Linked DNA regions of Mus musculus: region 1 is linked to region 2. The links are chromatin loops, found by intact Hi-C in ENCODE. Cell type or tissue: heart. All regions are shown on one strand. Each heading gives the region's core, and the rest is flanking DNA. Links, peaks and the distances in the headings are about the cores only.

Region 1 (9,477 bases), core at 878-8,877, 150 kb before region 2:
GGACACGGATCCCACAGGAGAGAGGAGGATCCGATTCCAAAGGCGAGGAGAAGCTGAATGGCAAACAGGAAGGTAGAGTTAGGTGGGAAGACTAGCTTCTAGAGTTCTCTACCACACTGTGCTGTGAGGCACAATGATTTACTATGTATCTCAAAGCAAGGCGTAAACCTTGCAAGTTCCCAGCACAAAGAAATACTAATTACCCAATTTGGTGGTTACACAATGAATACATGTATCTAGTCAGCATCTATCCACCATAAATGTACGTAATTATGTGTCAGCACAGGTAAAACAGTACAGGCAAATGTATACATGTAAGAAGGCGATGCTCTTTGTGTGGATGCTCCTGAACTCTCTAATGCTAGTGCTAGTTTCTGGGAGATTAGAAACTTCAGAAGAGAAGTTTGTCTTTATGCTTTTAAAAGTGGAGCTATGACCTAAGGGAAGGAGACGTGGGCCTGTCCTTTTTTCCATTCCCCTTCTTTTTTCCTCTCCTTTCTTCTCTTCCTTCCTTCTTTCCTGCTTCTTCCTTCCTCCCTTTTCCTCCCTCCCTCACTCCTTTCCTTCTTTCCTCTTTCTCCCTCTTCTCCTTCACACTACAACAGAGAAACGTCTCTCCTTTCAAGCCGTGCTATGTTGCTTAGCTTAGCCTCAAACTCAATATCCACCTGCCCTGGCCTCTTGCTTTTTGGGACCAGAAATGCATGTCACCGTGCCTCATTAAAGAAAATATGAAAAGCCCAAACCAGAAAGGGAAATATTAATAATTTTAACAATACTAGTAAAGCTTCTGCCTGATAAAAAAGATATTCAATCCACATGAAAAGACAAGCCACAGACTCTGTGGGTGCGTGTGCTTTCGCTCTGCTGTGGAAGAGTCAATCAGCAGAGAAACGTTCTCCAGAATATATGTGAGAAACTCTACAAAGAAAAAAAAAAAGACTTGGAAACGAATAGTGAAAATATAAGTAGGGAGTAACAGAAGAGGACAACTGAATGGATTGCATGATGAGAAGATTTTCACTGGGCAGTGGTGGCACACGCCTGTAATCCTAGCACTTGGGAGGCAGAGGCAGGTGGATTTCTGAGTTCGAGGCCAGCCTGGTCTACAGAGTGAGTTCCAGGACAGCCAGGGCTACACAGAGAAACCCTGTCTCAAAAAAACCAAAACCCAAAAACCAAAAAAAAAAAAAAAAAACAAAAAAAACAAAAAAAGAAGATTTTCAATCTTATCATAATCCAGAAGAATTCAAATTAAAATAAGATGCCTATTTTACATTTAGCACATTGGCAACTATTGAAAGCTTAGTGAGATTCATTATCTATCTCTCAGTTTCTATCTATCTATCTATCTATCTATCTATCTATCTATCTATCTATCATCTATCTATCATCTAGCTGTCCATTTTTCTATCATTCTGTCTGTCTGTCTGTCTGTCTAGCAATGGTGAGCCTGCCTAGGCCAGAGGACAACTTGCAGGAGTCTGTCCTCTCCTTCCACCATCTGGGTTCCAGTGGCTGAATTCAGGTCATCAGGTTTAGGGACAAGTTCCATTGCCAGCTGGATAATCTGCTGGCCCCCAAATAGAGTGAGGTCTGGTTTCCAGGAAGGGGATCCTGGCCTCTTGGCGCCTCTCTCTCCCTCTCTCTCTCTCCTTCTCTCTCTCCCTCTCTCTCTCAGATGTTCTCTTAGTTTTTGGCTTATACATGTGTATATGAGTGTGTAGCCTGTGTGTACCAGGCCTGTACCTTCAGAGGCCTGAAGAAGATACTGGGTGTCCATTTCTGTCACTGACCCTGGAGCTATGCTGGCAAGAGCTTGGAGTTCTCTCATTGGAGATTACTTCCCCTCGATGTGCAGTCGAACTCACTCTGTATACCTCGATGCTGTCTGGGAAACAGCAAGCTGTCCATAGCCTCACCCAGGAGCAGCTTTGCTGGGTGGATGCACACACAAAAGAGTGTGTAATATACATAAGAATTAGAAATAAAATCCCATCAAGAAGGGTTCTGCCTAGAATCTGCACTTAGGAGGCTGAGACAGGCCTCGTCTCAAAAGAGAAAAAGGGAAAAGAAAGGAAGAAAGAAGGAAGGAACACAGAGAAATGGAGTATGGGGGGTTCGCTATCGCTGGCCTCTTACGCAAGGAAGGGCAAGGCTTCTGGGCTGCGAGATATGGATTCTTCCCTGGGGCCTTCAGAAAGGAGCTGCCTACGTTTTGATTTTAACTCTGTCTCTGTCACATGGTATCTGCTACTATTGTGTATGTGTGTGTGTGCCACGTAGATGCGTATATGTGTACAGGTGCGCATGCAGGAGGTCAGAGGTTAATCTCTGCCATCATTCCTCAGGGACTGACCCTCTTGTTTGTGACATGTGGTTTTTCACTGGTGGACTTTGTTGGCAACTGTACTGACTAGCCAGTGAGCCCCAGGGACCCACCTGTTTTCACCCTCCCTGTGCTGGGCTACTTACTGGTTCTTAGTTTCTGTTGTTGTTTTTAATGTGGGTTCTGGGGCTTGAACTCGGGTCCTCATGTGAAGCAAGTCCTTCATGGGCTGAGCTGTCATCTCCCTAAGGCTTCTCGTACAGTGTTTCTGAGCAAGTTTTACCTAGATATTCTTTGGAGGACTTTTTGTGTTGGATGCTAGATACTATTGTAAATAAAACTGTCCGGGACTTTTGATGTCTTCTTTCTCTCCTCATAAAAAGCTACCTGGAACAATCAATCGCCTTAAGGGTGATTACATGGGGTTTTTGTTTCCACCCCTGTTTGCTTGGTCTGGTTGCTTTAGCCATCGTTACGGGAGCACAGTGAGCAAAGCTGTCTAACTCACGTCATCTGGGAATGAGAGACGGAGAGTGGAAAGAGAAGAGGAGAAGAGAAAAGGAGAAGGTAGGGAGAGTGGGGGAGGGGTTGCAGGGTCTTCTTTGAGGACACTCCGGGTATGTTACAGTCAGACCCATCTCCTAATGTTCCACTCCCATCCACTGGAGCCACATACTGGGAACTAAGTCTTTAGCATTTGTACTTAACTATCCAAACTATACTAGCCTTAGCCTTATGGTACATTCTCCTGCCCCGACATTAAAAGGCCAGTCCCTTGACAGACAGTACCTACCTTTAATCCCAGCACTTGGGAAGCAGAGGCAGGAGGATCTCTATGAGTTCAAGGCTATCCTGGTTTACCAAGCAAGTTCCAGAACACCCTGTCTCAAAAAAACCAAAAACCAAAACCAACCAACCAACCAACCAAACAAACAAACAAAAGCCAGTCCTTAAACTGTCTATATCTGGTCCTCAGCCCTGGAATTTGGTGGGGAAGCACATTTGGGGTCCTACTGAACCTTGTCTGTTGACTGACACTGGAGGGGGAGCCATCAGTGCTGTGGTGTTTTGGGGTACAGTCAAGGGATCAGTGCTGGGGGTGCTTTGGGGTACAGCCAGGAGATCTCTGTTCTTATGTGAGGCTACCTCCTCCCGCACCCAACTCAAGGAGCTGAGTATCCCACCAAAGGTTGCTGCAGAGGTCACAAATGAAATTCTCTTTAGATTTTTATATGTGGCTCTTTCAGCAGGGCCATAGGGATAGCCCTAGCTGTGGTATTAGTTGCCCTGTGGTGTTCGGAGCTCCAGTTTGGATGGGATCTGGTTGTTTCTTCTTGGAAGCCCAGGTCTCTTTGGCAGCCTTTGTGGGCACTCCTCAAGCTGTCTGCCCTGGGCAGCATTTTATATAACACCCAGTGACCAGCCTTTCTCAGAGGTACTTAGCATCCAAGGCAAAGTGGGATACAGCCCAATTCCTAAAGTGTGTGGGGAGGTGTGAGATGTTCTGGATTGTTAAAAAAGTTCAGAATCTCTGCTTAAGCAAAACAACTATTTAGTGTTTGTGGTGTGTCTTTGTGTGTGCTCACATGCGGGTATGTGCATGTTGTATGTATGCGCATTCATGGGGAGGCCAGAGCACAGCCTTGAGAGTCACCCTTACAGATGGCCTCCTCCTCCTCCTTTGAGGCAGGGTCTCTCCCGGGCCTGGGGCTCACTAATTGGGTTCGATGGGTTGTCCATCCATCAAGCTGCAGAGATCTGTCTATTTCTGTTCCGGGTGCTGGGCTTCCTAGTATGCGCCACCAAGACTATCAGTTCCTTTTCCCATTAAATCCAGAAGCAAGTTTATTTGTGCCATAATCTTTTTATTATCATTATTTTTATTCATTCATTTTACATCCCACTCACTGCCAATCCTTCTGGTCACCCCATCTCACAATCCTTCTCCCATCCCTCCTTCGCTTCTCCTCTGAGAGGGTGGAGGCCCCCAATGCCCATCATTTTCATGTGGGTTTGAGGACCAAATCCATACCTTATAGGTGTGCAGAGCATGCAATTTATTGTGCTCTCTCTCCAGTTTCCTTAGCTTGGCTTTTAAAGTCCCTGAAGACATGGCTTCTCTCTCTGCCCTCCCCGTGATTATATAAGGTTCAGGAAAAGCAGAGTGTCTCCTGGCTCACAGGGGATGTGCTTGCCTGTGTCTGAGGCTTATGGGTTATTATTCTATCTTATTTTTTGTTCGTTTGTCTGGGACAGCAACCCAGCACCACAGCTCTACTGCCCCATCCACGTGTATCGCTCTCTCACTTATCGCTTTAAATTAGCCTCAGACACCAGAAGCCACTGCAGAGCCTGGCCAACTTCTGGAAACTGCCATCTATCTGTCTCCCTCTGTCATGTATCCCAGCTGTTTATCTAGGTCCTTGTAGGCTGTGGACCTCTTATGCAAGCATCTTAATCAAGATGATCCCTTTAATAACACACAGCATATTTTCTAATGTGAGGCTATAAAAATGCATTGTTCAGAATGCGGAGGATGTGGTGTTTTGTCCTCGGGTGGCCGGAATGAGTGAAGCATGAAGCTATATCCAGGATGACAGCAGCTGTCACAGTCTAGACTTGGTGTGGTCTGGAGACAGTTCTGTTAGTGAGGCAGTGCAGGGAGGAAGCTGGATCGCGTTCACAGAAAGCAGCAGCCCCGGAGGATGGATAATCTCATAAACGGTCAGCATGAAAGGACAGTGTGGACACCGGGCACTCTTCCTTCCCCAGGGCACATGAGTGGGGTTACAGGATCTATATAAGAAGGAAGGGCATGGTGGGCAGAGTTTGAAATCCCAGTACTGGCATGGATGCCTGGGCCTCACTGGACAGCCAGCCTACAGAACCTGGCAGGCTCTGGGTGAGAGTGAGAGAGTCTGTCTCAAAAAAAAATTAGGTGGACAGTGTGGAACAACACCTGAAGATGACTTCTGGGCTCTACATGCAGGCACACACACATGACAGCACACACACATACATCTATCTACACCCATACCTGCAAGACACGGGGGCAACAGTGAAGTTATAAACAACACTAAGAGTTCGAGGAGTGGTGCCCTGGCCAAGGGTCATCACTACTGCAAGGTTACTTCAGAGGTGACTTGACGTGTTCATACGCTGCAGAGAACTAAGGCAGTCACCGCCTTTCAGGGTCTCCTACAGATAACATCCCGTGGAATTTGAGACTTGGTTGTTATACGCGTTTGCTTGTCATTTGTGACACTTGGAGGGGTGATTTTCGCTCTGGGGACTGCTGATGTATTTCAAAGAGATTTACCTGCTTCTCCTTAGAGAGAGTCTTTGTATTATTTATTAATCAAGCTGAGCTCTGAATTACAATTTTCCTTCCAGTGTGTTTGGCGCAATTCTCACTTTGGCCAGCAGATGGCAGGATAACACAGTGTACTGAGTTAGGATTTGCCTGGAAGGTTGGAGCAGTAGCTCCTCAGTTCTGTGCACTCTCCCCCCAGCCCCCGCCCCCATAAACTGCAATTGTGTGTGTGTGTGTGTGTGTGTGTGGTGTACATGAGTGTGTGTGTGTCTGTGTGTGTGTGTGTCTGTGTGGTGTGTACATGAGTGTGTGTGTGTGTCTGTGTGTGTGTGTGTGTATCTGAGTATGTGTTTGTGTGGTGTGTGTGTGTGTCTGAGTGTGTGTGTGTTTCTGTGTGTCTGTGTGGTGTGTACGTGAGTGTGTCTGTGTGTCTGTGTGGTGTGTACATGAGTGTGTTTCTGTGTGTCTGTGAGTGTGTATGTATGTCTGAGTATGTGTTTGTGTGGTGTGTGTGTGTGTCTGAGTGTGTGTGTATGTGTGGTGTTAAAACCTGAACACCTTCAAGACATCAAACATAGAGGGTGTCCAGGCATTGCTGTTGGAAGCCGTGGCTGGCTGCATGCAGTGCCATTGGGTGGCTGCGCTCTGACTTGGCCTTGACCGTGAAATCTGAAAAGCTCAGCACTTTTTCTGAGCTGGTCTTGTTCCCATTCTTGTCGAGAGAAAGCCTAGTATGTGGACACACAGAAGAGATAAAATCACAAGCTAGGAAGGCATGCCTTGTGGAATGCCAGATACAGAGAAACACATGGAAAAGAAATACGGCAAACTTCACGCTGGTACAGAAACACAGAAGAGCAAGGGTTTCTGGGAAATTCTGATTTGTTTACAGTACTGAAGATTGAACCTAGGGCCTCAAGCATGCTGGTCTATATTCCCAGTCCTCTTTCAAATTGTGTAGTCTAGCCTCAGACTCATTCTGTAGCCCAAGCAGGCCTTGAACTTGGACCTTACCCACCCTAGCCTCTAGAGTACCCAGGTCATAGACCTGCGCAGCAGGCTCAGCTTGTGTGTCTGTATTATGATCTTACTACTCTAAAATGAAAGACTTGTATGATACTGTTAGCATACTGTTGCCGTTATTTGGTGCAATCACCATCTATTTCTATCTGCTGAAGAGGAATGTGCTGTTTGATGGCTTTGCCAATCTCTCCACATTCCAGGAAAAAAAAAATCCCAGCATTCTAAGGAAGCATGGCAGCCTCTCCCTTACACTTCGTGACCTGTGCGTCATCTGTGCACCAAAGCGTTGGAGTGGAGGTGGTAGAACCGACGCACTGAGCTCTTTGGTTGATATGAAATGTGTGCCTGGCACAGAGCGGACACCGGAACACAGTGACTATTTGGTGTCTGATTGGTGGTTAGATGGGTGGCCCTAACTATGACTTTAGGTAGTAGAGCAGGTACCTTCCAAATCTCAGAGTCTACAGTTCTACAGGACGCAGGGGGATGATCACATATGCTGTTCTTTGGCGTTGTTGAGTTGCTGTACTGAGCCCCTGGATGGAAAATGCTTCTGCGGGTCTTGAGTGCGCTCTTTTGCAGCGTCAGTGACTAAATCAAGGCCACAAACGCCAGGCAAGCGCTCTGCCATCGAACCCCTTCCTAGTCTCAAGGTCACGGTAGCCAAGGCTGGCCTCAAACTTCTGATCCCTCAAGGTCACGGTAGCCAAGGCTAGCCTCAAACTTCTGATCCCCCATCACTACTCCTATAGCAATTATAGGCATGTGCCATAGTCACTGTGCGGTTGCTGTAAAGGGATTCCATGACCGTGGAAATTCGTATAAAGGAAAGCATTAAACTAGGGCTGGCTTACACTCAGAGGTTTACTTTGTTATGTCATGGCAGGAAGCATAGCAGCATGTAGCTAAGATTTCTATATCCAGATCAGAGAGAGAGAGAGTGAGCGAGAGAGAGAGAGAGAGAGAGAGAGAGAGAGAGAGAGAGAGACTGGGCCTGGCTTGAGCATTTGAAACCCCAAAGCCCACCTCCATTGAGACACTTCTCCCAACAAGGTCACACCTCCCAATCCTTTTAAGTAGCCCCCTGTGACCAAGCATTCAAAGATAGGAGCTTATGGTTCAAACCACCACACCATGCAAGAGCAGGCTCAGTGCTGGGAATTGAACCCAGGGCTTCTTGCATGCTGGCTCCAGTCTACCAACTGAGCTACATCCCAAGTCTTGTAACCAAGTTAAAGTCAATGGAATAGCAAGCTACTTTGTTTCAGTAAATGTAATTTTTTCGGGGAAGGCCAAGTCTGAAACAGCTGACCTTCCCCACAGGAGACTTTGAGATTAAGAAGATGTAAACGCTGATGTTTTTGGAGCTCGTGAGGGGAAAAAAATAGATAACTAGAACGAGATATTATGACATCGTGGTCACATACACTTGTAAATCCTGTCATGTCTCCATTCAGGAGATTTATAATGTCCATAAGCACCTTACAAACTCAGCAACTTTGTTTAAAGAAAATCAAATCTCTAACTAAAGGAAACAGAATTAGAGCTACAGTTGCAACTTTCAATTGTCTGGTAGCCTTGTTGAAAAGACACAAATGATATTGAGTTTAACACTGTTTTATTTACACCCATAAATACTAAATAACGTCATTTCAACACGCAACCAAAAATGTAAGAGCTCATTAATATTTCTGAAACGTGGCTTTTACTCAGGGTTTGCTTTAGTTACTTTTCTATCGCTGGGAAGACACCATGATCAAGGCAACTTATGAGAGAAAGCATTTAACTGTTGGCTTGCCTACCGTAGTTTCAGAGGTGAGTCCATGACCACCGTGGCCCGAGCAAGGCGGCAGGCAGGGATGACGCTGGAGCAGTAGCTGAGAGCCCACATCTGATCCAATCACAGGAAGCAGAGGAAAGGGATAGATGGGCCTGGCATGGGACTTTGGAAACCTCAAAGTCCACCCCAGTGACACACCTCCTCCAACAAGGCCACACCTCCTCCAACAAGGCCGCACCTCCTCCAACAAGGCCACACCTCCTCCAACAAGGCCACACCTCCTAATCCTTTCTAAACAGTCCACCAACTGGGAAAATAAATTAAATAGATGAGGGGATAGGGGCCATTTTCATTCAAACCACCACAGAGTATGTCACAGTTAGGACTGACCACCTTTTAAGAATTTAGTAGCCACCTATCTAGTGGCTACTCTATTGGACATCGTGAGATCAGAGAATCCACAACCCCAGACCTAACCTAAAAAGTTACCCGAGAGTTGCATAGAAAATACTAGGAAGCATACTGTCCCTAAAGTGCAGTAAAATGGTTTATCTTACAAAATCCTGATTTTTAGATTTATTTGTTTTACTGTCTGTGTGTGACATGCCATGCCAGGTACCCTCAGGGGTCAGAAGAGAGCATTGGGTCCCCTGGAACTGGAGGGATGGATGGTTGTGAGCTGCTATGTAGGGTGCCGTGTCCCCTGCAAGAGCAACAAGTATCACACTCAGACACGGATCCAGCTCTCTTTAGTTTTAATTATGTATGTGTGTGTGTGTGTGTGTGTGTGTGTGTGTGTGTGTGTGTGGACAGGAGAGGGTGTCAGATCCCCCGGAGGCAGATGCAGAGATGGTTGTGAGTTGCCCAGTGTGGGTGTTGGGGACTGGACTGAACTTGGGCCCTTACAAGAGCAGTACACACTGTTAACAGCTGAGTCATCCCCCTGCACCCCCAACTCTGTCCCCCTTCTCGACTCAAGATGGTCAATTTTGGCAGGTGTGCTGGAGAGTTTTATAGCAACTGGACACTAGC
Region 2 (9,477 bases), core at 947-8,946:
TTATAATGTTTGAATACGAAACAAAACAAGACAAAAGTACCAATCTGGATCTAAGCGGCAATCAAGCACAGATAGCTGCAGTCACTGAGCAGTTCTGGCCCTTGCTCTCAAGTGCTCTTACTCTGGTTTCCCACAGGCTCTCTCCTTCCTGGTTCTGCAGTACCTGGCCCTCGCCCTACTACCTGAGGTGGTAGAGAGTCCAGGATGGGCAAAGTTGAAAGCAAACACCACCATCTACCTTGCACTTTGCCTTGATAAACACTTTCAGAGGAAGCATCCTGGACAGTTTGATTTTGGGCTCAAAGGCTACAGATAACAAACGTGAGATGCTTCGTGGACACGCCTCATGCCTAAGCTATACAAATACAGGCATCGGGGCACACTTTTGGCTACCTAAATATCTGTGGGCACTTGTCATAAGGTGTGGAGGATGCTGCCTTTGCTCCCTCTGTCCCCGAGGTAGGTAAGCCAGGAAGGGTGGTGACAGGAGAAAAGTCATCTTTTCTCTCTGACCACAAATGTTAGTGAAAAAGACACAGCCAGGAAGTGCAAAGCTGTTGAGTAGTAAGAGGCACTATCAAGAGGTGGCAAGGCAGACAATCACTTTTGTTCTCTTTACGCTGCTTGGACTACAGATTTAATTTAACTGTGCCACGGCAGGATTAGCAACCAGGCCATAGAGGTGAAAGGACATTTTAATAAGACAGCACATCCATCCTCTATCCCACCCAAGGCAGAAGCAAAACCAAACAAATAGCAGCTTCCTGGAAATTGAATTTCTGTTATCCAGATGTCAAAGATGTAATACCCCAATTACACAAACTATTGCCAGTGAAGCATGCCAGAGAATATGCAATGTAAATGGGGTGAGCGCCGAGTGGCGAAACTGCGTAGTCAGCATCTGGCTCTGTGACTGAGTGATAATTAGCACTGTGTGTAGACACTAATAAACATTTATGTCTGAAATTACAACTTTTAGCAATGTTAATAAGGGATATATTGGCAATCTGTAAAATAAAAGGTCTTGAAAAGAATGTCATGCATTAAGCAATGGCAGACATTTCCCGTTCTTCCATAATCTCTCCCACCACCACCCTGCCCCTGAAATTGCAAATGGCCACGCCACGCTGTTTTGCTGAGAAATTAATTGACATAAGAACCTACCTAAGTAAATGGGTTGTGTCTCTTTGGTCTCCCCATTAACATCATTGCTGAATTCTGAGATTTTATACACCTCATGGTGATAATCTGGCATGAGAAAATAACCGAAAATTAGTATTTTAATGACTTCAACAAATAGGAATAAGCACCTAAAGACTCCCATCCCAGATGTATAATCTACAAGTATACTTTCAAGAACTCTCACAGAATCGGAGTCAATACTAATCACCAAACGTTACTTACTGTGAAGTACAGGAACCTGAAATACCACTGCGCCTTACAAAACAGATATGCTTGGCTACAGCAAGTATATTTGTAAAAATAAAATAAAATAAATAAAAAAGAAAGAAAAGAAAAAAAAATCTTGCCAAATCACAGGCCAATGGAGTTTCTCAAACGTATTTCCACTACCATTTCTGTGAGCATATCAATAGCATGTTTCGGAACTGCCTCTCTACTGGGTTTACCCAGAAAATCTCAGCTTAAAAGTAAGGATGCATTTTTTTTTTAAGATATTGATGTGTTATTTTTTTAAAGGTATACTTTGAAAAGAAGCAAGTCTTTTACCTTTCACATAAGTGAATCTTTTGCAATTACTGCCCTTACTGAAGATGCAATAGTTTATCTTCCAAAAAAAAAATTGAAAAGCAGCTGCACAGCAGAATCACTCACCATTAAAAAAGAAGGAAAAACTTACTATGTTAATCAAAATTTCAAATATAACATCTTGGGATCTCGTGTGGAAGCTACAGCATTTTGATAATGTAGCTCTTTACAAACCAGGACCACCCAGGTATGAAAATAGAGGTCCCTTCTCAACAGCTGTCCAAGGTTTGGGTGGGCTTGTTTGTTTGTTGTTTGCCTTAGCTGTCACAGGACAACATGACAAAACTACCCTCTCTCTTAAGATAGAGTAGTCAGTTTCCTGGGGTCATAAATAAGAAAGCAGCCTCCATTCCTGAACGAAGCACGTTGTATCAACAGGGCCATCACACTCAGAGAGACTTCCAGAGTAGTCAACATCCTGGTTGGGGAGGTGGAGGCCGAGAAGGAGTAGCCAAATATTTTGAATGCATGCACTACACTATTTCAGGCCTCTATCGTTAAACAGTACAAAGCTAAATTAGGGGAAACACAGATGAGCAGATTTGCAAAAATGTCTATAATTAAACCGTTTCCAGACTAACCAAAAGTGAGCTTTATAAAATCCTCATGTCTGCTTAGCTGAGTTCAGAAAAACTCCATCCCTTGCAATCACCCTCCCAATAGTCACCTGTTCACATGTGACTTTTGCTGGGGCCCTTGGAACAATCATGTGGCTCTTTCCTCAGATGCTAGCGGTAGATAAAAACCACCTAGGGAAAGTGGAGCGCTTCTCTGATTTGGCTTTGACCCAAGTTAATGCAAAGATATTTAAAGAGTGTGGGCTCATATTAGAACTTGTACCATTACCTCTGGGGAGGTTGGGGGGGGGGTATCACCATTCTCGATTATTAAGGTGATACATTTTGACAGGTGTTTCTTGTCCGAGTTGGCACCATTTTTTAAAGACTCAAATCAGGAAGATGGACTCGAACAAGAAACAGAACCCAGAGGAGATACTACTCAACTTTCTCCTCCCCGGACAAAATAAACGCCTATAAAGAGTGTGCTGTACACCTGTTAGTCGGCAGGACCAAGCTGGATTTTTCTTTATTTCTTGTGATGCGACACTTGTCTGACTGGTATACGAGATAATCTTAAAACTACCTTTCCACCCAAATCACTCAACTGGAAAAGATGCTGTATGTCAACAATTTCTGCCTTGAGCTTCGATTCCCTAATGAGCTGATTCTTCTTAAAAAGAACAATGATCATCTTTTTCTCTCCTCCTTCTCTTTGCGTGGGGGAAGGAAAAAAAAAACGAAAACAAAAACAAATCCCAGTCTATTCTCGGCCTGCCGGCCAGGCAAACCCTCAGCCACCCCAGCCCAGCGGCCGCCGTGGCGGCGGCACCCCAGAGTGGGCTCGGCTCCCCGGTGTCATTGTTTGCTAATTTCCTGACGTGCCCTCCGACTTGTTTACCTTCAATAACACCCGGTGGGTCCCCCTCAGGCACAACTTTCCCCGCGGCGGGGCGTGTGCGGCCCGCGGGGGGCCCGGGTTCGGGCGGGGACGAGGGGGTCGGGGCGGGCGCGCCCCCGGCGTGGAGCCCGCGGGCGGCCGGGGCGCGCGGGGCCGAGTGCGCGGAGCGCGGCGCCGGCTTCCCGCCGCTGTCCCCGGGCCGGCAGCTTACCTCGGCTCACCAGTTTGAAGCTCTGGGATTTCCTGCTTCTTTTCCTCTCCGAGAACTCCATGGTGCGGGCAAGGTGGCGGCGCGGCAGGAGACTGAGGCGGCGGCTGAGGCGGGCTCGTGTCACCGCCGCGGAGCCGCCGGGACCAAGGTCCGCGTCGCGATCGGCGGGGGAGGCCGAGGGACGGGAGGAACCACCGCGAGCCCGGCCGGGGGTTGCGCGCCCGGGGCGAAGTTGTCCCCGCGCGCGGCTCCGCCTCCCCGGTGTCTTAGGCGACCCCTCGGTGCCCCTTCATGCCGCCTCGCTCTTTCCCGAACGCAGCCCGCCGCAGCCCAACTTTCCGTTGGGAGCGGGGCCGGGCTGGGGCGCGGAGCTGTGGGGTGCTCGCCGCGGCCCGCCTGGGCTCAGCCTGCGGACGCGGCCCGGGGGACGCGGCGAGCCGAGGGAGGGCGGCGGCGGCGGGTGCGGAGCGGCGGCCGGGGCGCTGACCTCCCCCGCGGGAGTAGGGGCCGCGCCGTCGAAGGGGGCGGCGCCGCCGGGACCCCGGGACCACCTGCTGGCGGAGCCCGGCCGCCGCCATCCCCCGGGGGCCGCCGCCACTGCTGGACTCGGCCGTGCGGCGACCCGGCATGGGCCGGAGGCCGCGCGGTTCAGCGTCCGGAGCGGCCCGGGCCCGTGGAGCTGCCCCCCCGGACGGACGCCGCGCTCTGCCCGGCCTCCCTCTGCGGCTCCCGGAGGCGAACCTGCCTTTAGAAATAAGCCAGGGATCGTGGCTCCTTGGCGGCCAGCCCTCGCTCTGTCTGAGAGGCGGGCGGTGCCAGGGCCAGACGCGGATTTTAGGCAACTTTTAAGAGGGGGTGAAGAACTTACCCATCCGCGCTCTTGGAGCAAACAGAGAGAAATTTGAGCATGTACTGCTGAGAAGACTATGGGATGGAGCGAACATCAATTCTTATCCCCACCCTGGGGACTGTAGGGGAAGTTATATGCAAAGGGGGTGCTTGGAATGGTGTTTTGGGGAGAGGAATACTAGAGGTGAGGAGTGCAAGGGGGTGCAGGCTCTTAGGGAAACAGTGGTCATAGCAGGTGCATAGACTCTGCCACTTGACGCAGAAATACCAAAATAATTGCCGTCCGCCAATGGCCATTGGGAGTTTTATGTAATCTTTTTCTCTGGGGAGCCAAGTGTGCACTTACTGTAGGCGCCATTTCTTACCACATGTTTTAAGTGGGAATAGAAAAGATTTTTTACATCACCTGGGAATGGTAGTGTGGAAACATGATCTGACACGCTTAAAAGTACGGCCTCCAAATCTACGGTTTCTAGACCAAAGTACAAAGGGGAAGAAGGGATGGGCTGCTGCTCCAACACCTTAGGAAGGTCAGGTTGCTCCAAAGAATGCAGAGAAAAGGGGGGAGGGGGCTGGGGTGGGCTGTCTTGATGAATGATTGAGGTTAGTTGCACTCAAATGGACAGCCGTTCAAAAGCCACTCTGATAGAACCTTGACGTTAGAAGCAGGGTGACTACCAAGGAGCAAGCAGTGCAAACATGCCTGGGAAATAAAACCAAAGAACCGGTGAGCAGCAAGCCAGCTGGAGACAACAGGATAGACACGGGTGTGGATAGACACGGGTGTGGACACCCGGCAGTGTGGACACCCGGCTGGCCGCAGGGAGACCAAGCGCTTCATCCAGCTCTAAAGCAAATCACTTTAAGAGGGGATTCATTTTTTTTTTCCTACTTCTTTGAGATTATGTTAGAGGCTGAGTCCTTTTCCCAGAAAAGTGTATGGAAGAAATGAAATTGTATTTGGTGAAGTTCTTTGATCTCTTTAGAGTTAAAAGATGCAGTGAAGGGTTCAGTATGATAGTGGTTTGGGCAATAATCCCACTTGTTTCTTCCCCCACCTCCATTCAAAACCAGAATTTTATAAACCTGAAGGTGTCTGGGATGTTTCTAAAGTAAGAAAACATTCTACACCCCATTCTGGGGCCGTGAGAGATAGAGATAGAGATAGAGGGAGGGAGAGAGAGAGAGATCCCTTGTCAAATTTTATTCCAATAGTCACAGGCTGAGTACTACGCTAATTGAATAATGCAGAGTAGTCTCGCCTTGGAGCATAAAGTAAGCTTTTATTGTGCTTAAACTATGATGAAATCATTGAAGGTATCACCCCAAGAAGTACATCCCTAGGAAAGATATCATTCACTTTAAGTTCAAGCAGGAATGTGACTTCTACCTGCTGAAGGGAATATCCTCTATGTAGTTAAGGGGATATTTTAAGAGACTACCTAAAATTAATAGTAACTATGTCTTTGCCCTTTTGACTGAGCTCTTCAAAGATGGTCCATGAGTATCCACTCATGGTGTGTAAAGACTATGAAACAGCCTGTTCTATTGCTTTCTAGGGGATATCAACTAGTTTTATTTACTTTCTACTTGGTACACACCACTGTGGCTTTATCCAACAAATTTATGGATCTACAGTTAGTATTAAGTAATATCAAGCTGGAATTGCCTTGACTGGGTATGTATCTGTAATAGGTTGTGTAGGTTAACTTAGCAAAATATCACAGACTGCCTGACTTAAGAAATTTGCTTTCCTATCACTGCAAGGAGTCCAAGATCAAGGTCTGATACAGTCTGTCTCTGGGGAGGGAGGGATCTTTCCCTTGCTTGTAAACTGCTGCCTGTTGCCTGAGCATTCACAATTGGTATTTAAAAATGTTTTAGATTTATTATTTTATTAGTTTATGTTTATGTGTTTCACCCGAATGTGTGTATGAGCACCATGTGTGTGCCTGGTGCTCACAGAAGTCAGAAGAGGGCATTAGATCAGAACTGGATATGCAATGGCTGTGAGCCTCCACGTGGGGTGGGTGCTGGGAAGCAAACTTGGGTCTTCTGCATGAGCAACAAGTGCTCTCAGTTGCTGAGCTGGTTCCCCCGCACACTGACCTCCAACCTCCAGTTCCTCTTATAAGACTACACAATTTATGGACAAGAGCCTGCCCTTTTGGCTTCTTTTAACCTTAATTACTGTCGATTAGGACCTCATCTCCATATCCAGTCATTCAAGGTCGGGGCTTCAGCATAGAGATGTCGAGGGTCAGCACTGTTGGTTTGTTTGGATATAGTGTCTGGGTTGAGGTGTCCTAGCAAACTCTTTAGATCTAGCTCTGCTCAGTACTTACAGGTTCTCAGAAACTTCAGAACCACAGGTTTACATGTTCTGGAGCTCGGGGTAAGTCTGGGCAAATATTCCATGACATCATGCAGGCCAAACATCTTATTATATGGCCATTCCAAAACCAGGTTGATTATAAAGATTAAGCATAGGTTTTAATCTTTGACAAAGACAGGTAATTTGGCCAGAAAACATTAAATAACCGTAACATAAATCTTAAAATTCTCTGGAAACTATGTCGTAAGAGAAATAAATAGTATTATGAAAATTCCCATCTTTATTTAGCTCTCCCATTTCCCAAAAGAAATATAACATGAGCCATATGAATAATTTGGACTTTTGTATTAACATTAAAGAACAATCAAATTAAGTTCATTTCATAAATACATTTTGTTTAACTGAAACCATTAAACCATTGTCATTTGGACACGTAGCAGAATGTTCTTGAGATGTTTTATATTCTGTTTGTACAAAGTTTTGAAACTGGTGTGTGAGGTGTATTTTGCAGTTGGAGAACAAATCCATTCAAACTACCTACATTCCAGGTGCTCTATGGCGACCATACTGGGCAGCTTGTAAATAGAGAAACTTCAGGATTTGAGCCAGTTGTGTATATAATTGTGACTACAACATATTACCTTTTAACCCTCAAACAGAAAGAAAGGTAAAACAGCATCATCAATCTTAAGCTACTCATACCTCTGGATTCTCTGGAACTGAAAGTGTAGTCATTCCCCAAGGGCTCCCTTACCTTAGCAGTCCCCGTAGCTTTCAGTTGGAGGATAGTCACTCGTCCTGAGGCTCATAGACAGCACAGATAACTACACAGTGGCCCTCCTTAGTCCATCCTTCAGCCTCACACAGGTTCACATTCTAGTTTACTTTCAGTGAGAGAAATTTAAAACAATGGAGAAAGTGTAAGAGATTATATCAGTCAAGTGGGTTTTGTTTTTTTTTTTTTTTTTTTGGAACTTTATTTAAAAGTGTCACCTTATGTTTACATTCCTTTAGGAGCTTCATGTGTTTGTATAGGATGTAATTCTCTTAGTCACTCTCCAAGCTTAGTGTATATTAATGTTCTCATATGATCATTGTTTTCTCAGTGATATTAGGACAGTCTCCAGATTCTTAACAAGTGATAGGTAGCCGGTGATTGTCCCATTTCTTTAAAGTTTTCTATTTTTTCTTTACACCGAAATTAAACACAGTCAAGAATACAAATCTCACGTGGACACTTTGTTTTACTTTACTAATGCAAATGTCTGTGCACCTACCATACTATTGAAAATGTGGAATTGTCTAAACATACGAGCAAGCTCTCCTGCGACCTCCCCAATAGACTCACCCCACCCTAGGAAAAGATAACTCTAACTTTTGTCACCGTAGCCTGCCTGTGCCTATTGATGAGCTAAGTGTTAGTGGAATCATGTATTATATACTGTTTTGCATCTTGCTGTTTCTGCTTAACATGTCCCAGAGATGTACTGGTCTCCTCCGCTGGGATAGGTAGCTCATTCTTTGCTGTGTTGTACATTGTCTTAGAGGACTATAGCATTTAAAAAAACAAAAACAAAAACAAAAAACATTCTACTACTGATGGCTATTGCTCATTTTCCCCCATCTTTCTTGGTGCATAAAAACATACAATCGCATATATATGAGTAGAGTTGATGAACTATACTATATGCACGTTTTTAGATTTAGTAAATTACAGTTTTTCTAAGTAGTTTTTTCATCTTGCTTCATTAACAATGTGTGAGAGTTCTAGATATACTTTATTGGAACTCATTATTTTAGTTGTGCAGAACTAGTGGTATGTTGTCTTGTTAGGATGTTCATTTACATTCCCCAGTAATTAGCAAGTGATGTTGAACACATTTCCATATGGTTATTGGTCATGCAAGCATCTAGGCGTTTTCTACACTTTGGATAGGAATCTTATAGAAGGCCATATTACAAATGGCCTCACCAAATATATACCTTATTTTCTTATTCTGACTAGTCTTATTTTTAATGACACTGAGTTTTAAAGTCTTATGGCATATTAAGATAGTATCTTCTACCACATAAACTTTTCATTTAAACTTCTTGTAATGTATCATCATAAATTGGCATCTCAAAACTGTCCTCTTCTTACACATTTCTAGAGGCTAGAAATCTAAACTCAGTACCACTAGGCTGAAATCAAGGTTTCTACCAGGGTGAGCTCCATCAAAAGTTTCCAAAGAAATTTCCAGCTTTTGGGAGCTGCTAGCTTTCCTTGCATTTTGGCGGCCTGACTCTCTCCTCTGTCTTCAGCATGGCTTTTTATAAGTTTCCATCTGTCAAACTTCTAAAATACAGGGTTTTTAATGTTTTATTTATTTATTTATTTTACTAATTGGGATTTTTGTCCATGCATACAATTTATTTTATCATATTTACCATAACACCTCCTGGGTCCTCCCACCTCTCCCAACCTTATGACCTCCCCTGGGTCACTGATTTTAAAAACCACCAGGTCCAGTTTGTATTTTGCAAATACTTACTTTTTTTTTTTAAAAGATTCATTTATTTATTATATGTAAGTACACTGTAGCTGTCTTCAGGCAATCCAGAAGAGGGAGTCAGATCTTGTTACAGATGGTTGTGAGCCACCATGTGGTTGCTGGGATTTGAACTCCGAACCTTTGGAAGAGCAGTCGGGTGCTCTTACCCACTGAGCCATCTCACCAGCCCTTTTTTTTTTTTTTTTTTAAATAAAAGACAAATGCTGTCTTTTATAAGGATCACACTTGGTCACAACTCAGTAATCTCCCCTTTACAACATCCCTGGTTGGATTGCGTGGGAAGATCTCCCTGTGACCCGTGTTTC

Evidence for each region. A loop is a pair of places that touch in the nucleus more often than their neighbours do. Peaks named below come from ENCODE experiments on the same cell type or tissue, not always from the same donor. Only the 100,000 strongest peaks of a DNase experiment are listed, where the experiment ranks them.
Region 1: a loop joins it to region 2, with 2.3 times the contacts of the local background. A loop is called at or near these places in 15 of 42 quality-filtered maps.

The regions. Positions count from the first base shown.
Region 1 is chr2:4,860,981-4,870,457 of GRCm38, reverse strand. No RefSeq gene overlaps it. Among named protein-coding and RNA genes, the nearest start is that of Sephs1, 16 kb to the left of the region's middle. In heart, for the core only: a CTCF peak has its summit at 5,716 (motif pointing right); no DNase peak of the experiment used is centred there.
Region 2 is chr2:4,712,252-4,721,728 of GRCm38, reverse strand. It overlaps Bend7 (BEN domain containing 7), which reads right to left and starts at 3,898. Exons shown (of 9, transcript NM_178663.4): 1 at 3,437-3,898; 2 at 1,165-1,248. The coding sequence starts at 3,497. In heart, for the core only: a CTCF peak has its summit at 4,034 (motif pointing left); DNase peaks (open chromatin) are centred at 3,358, 3,748 and 3,908; H3K4me3 peaks cover 2,352 bases; H3K27ac peaks cover 1,146 bases; H3K27me3 peaks cover 2,961 bases.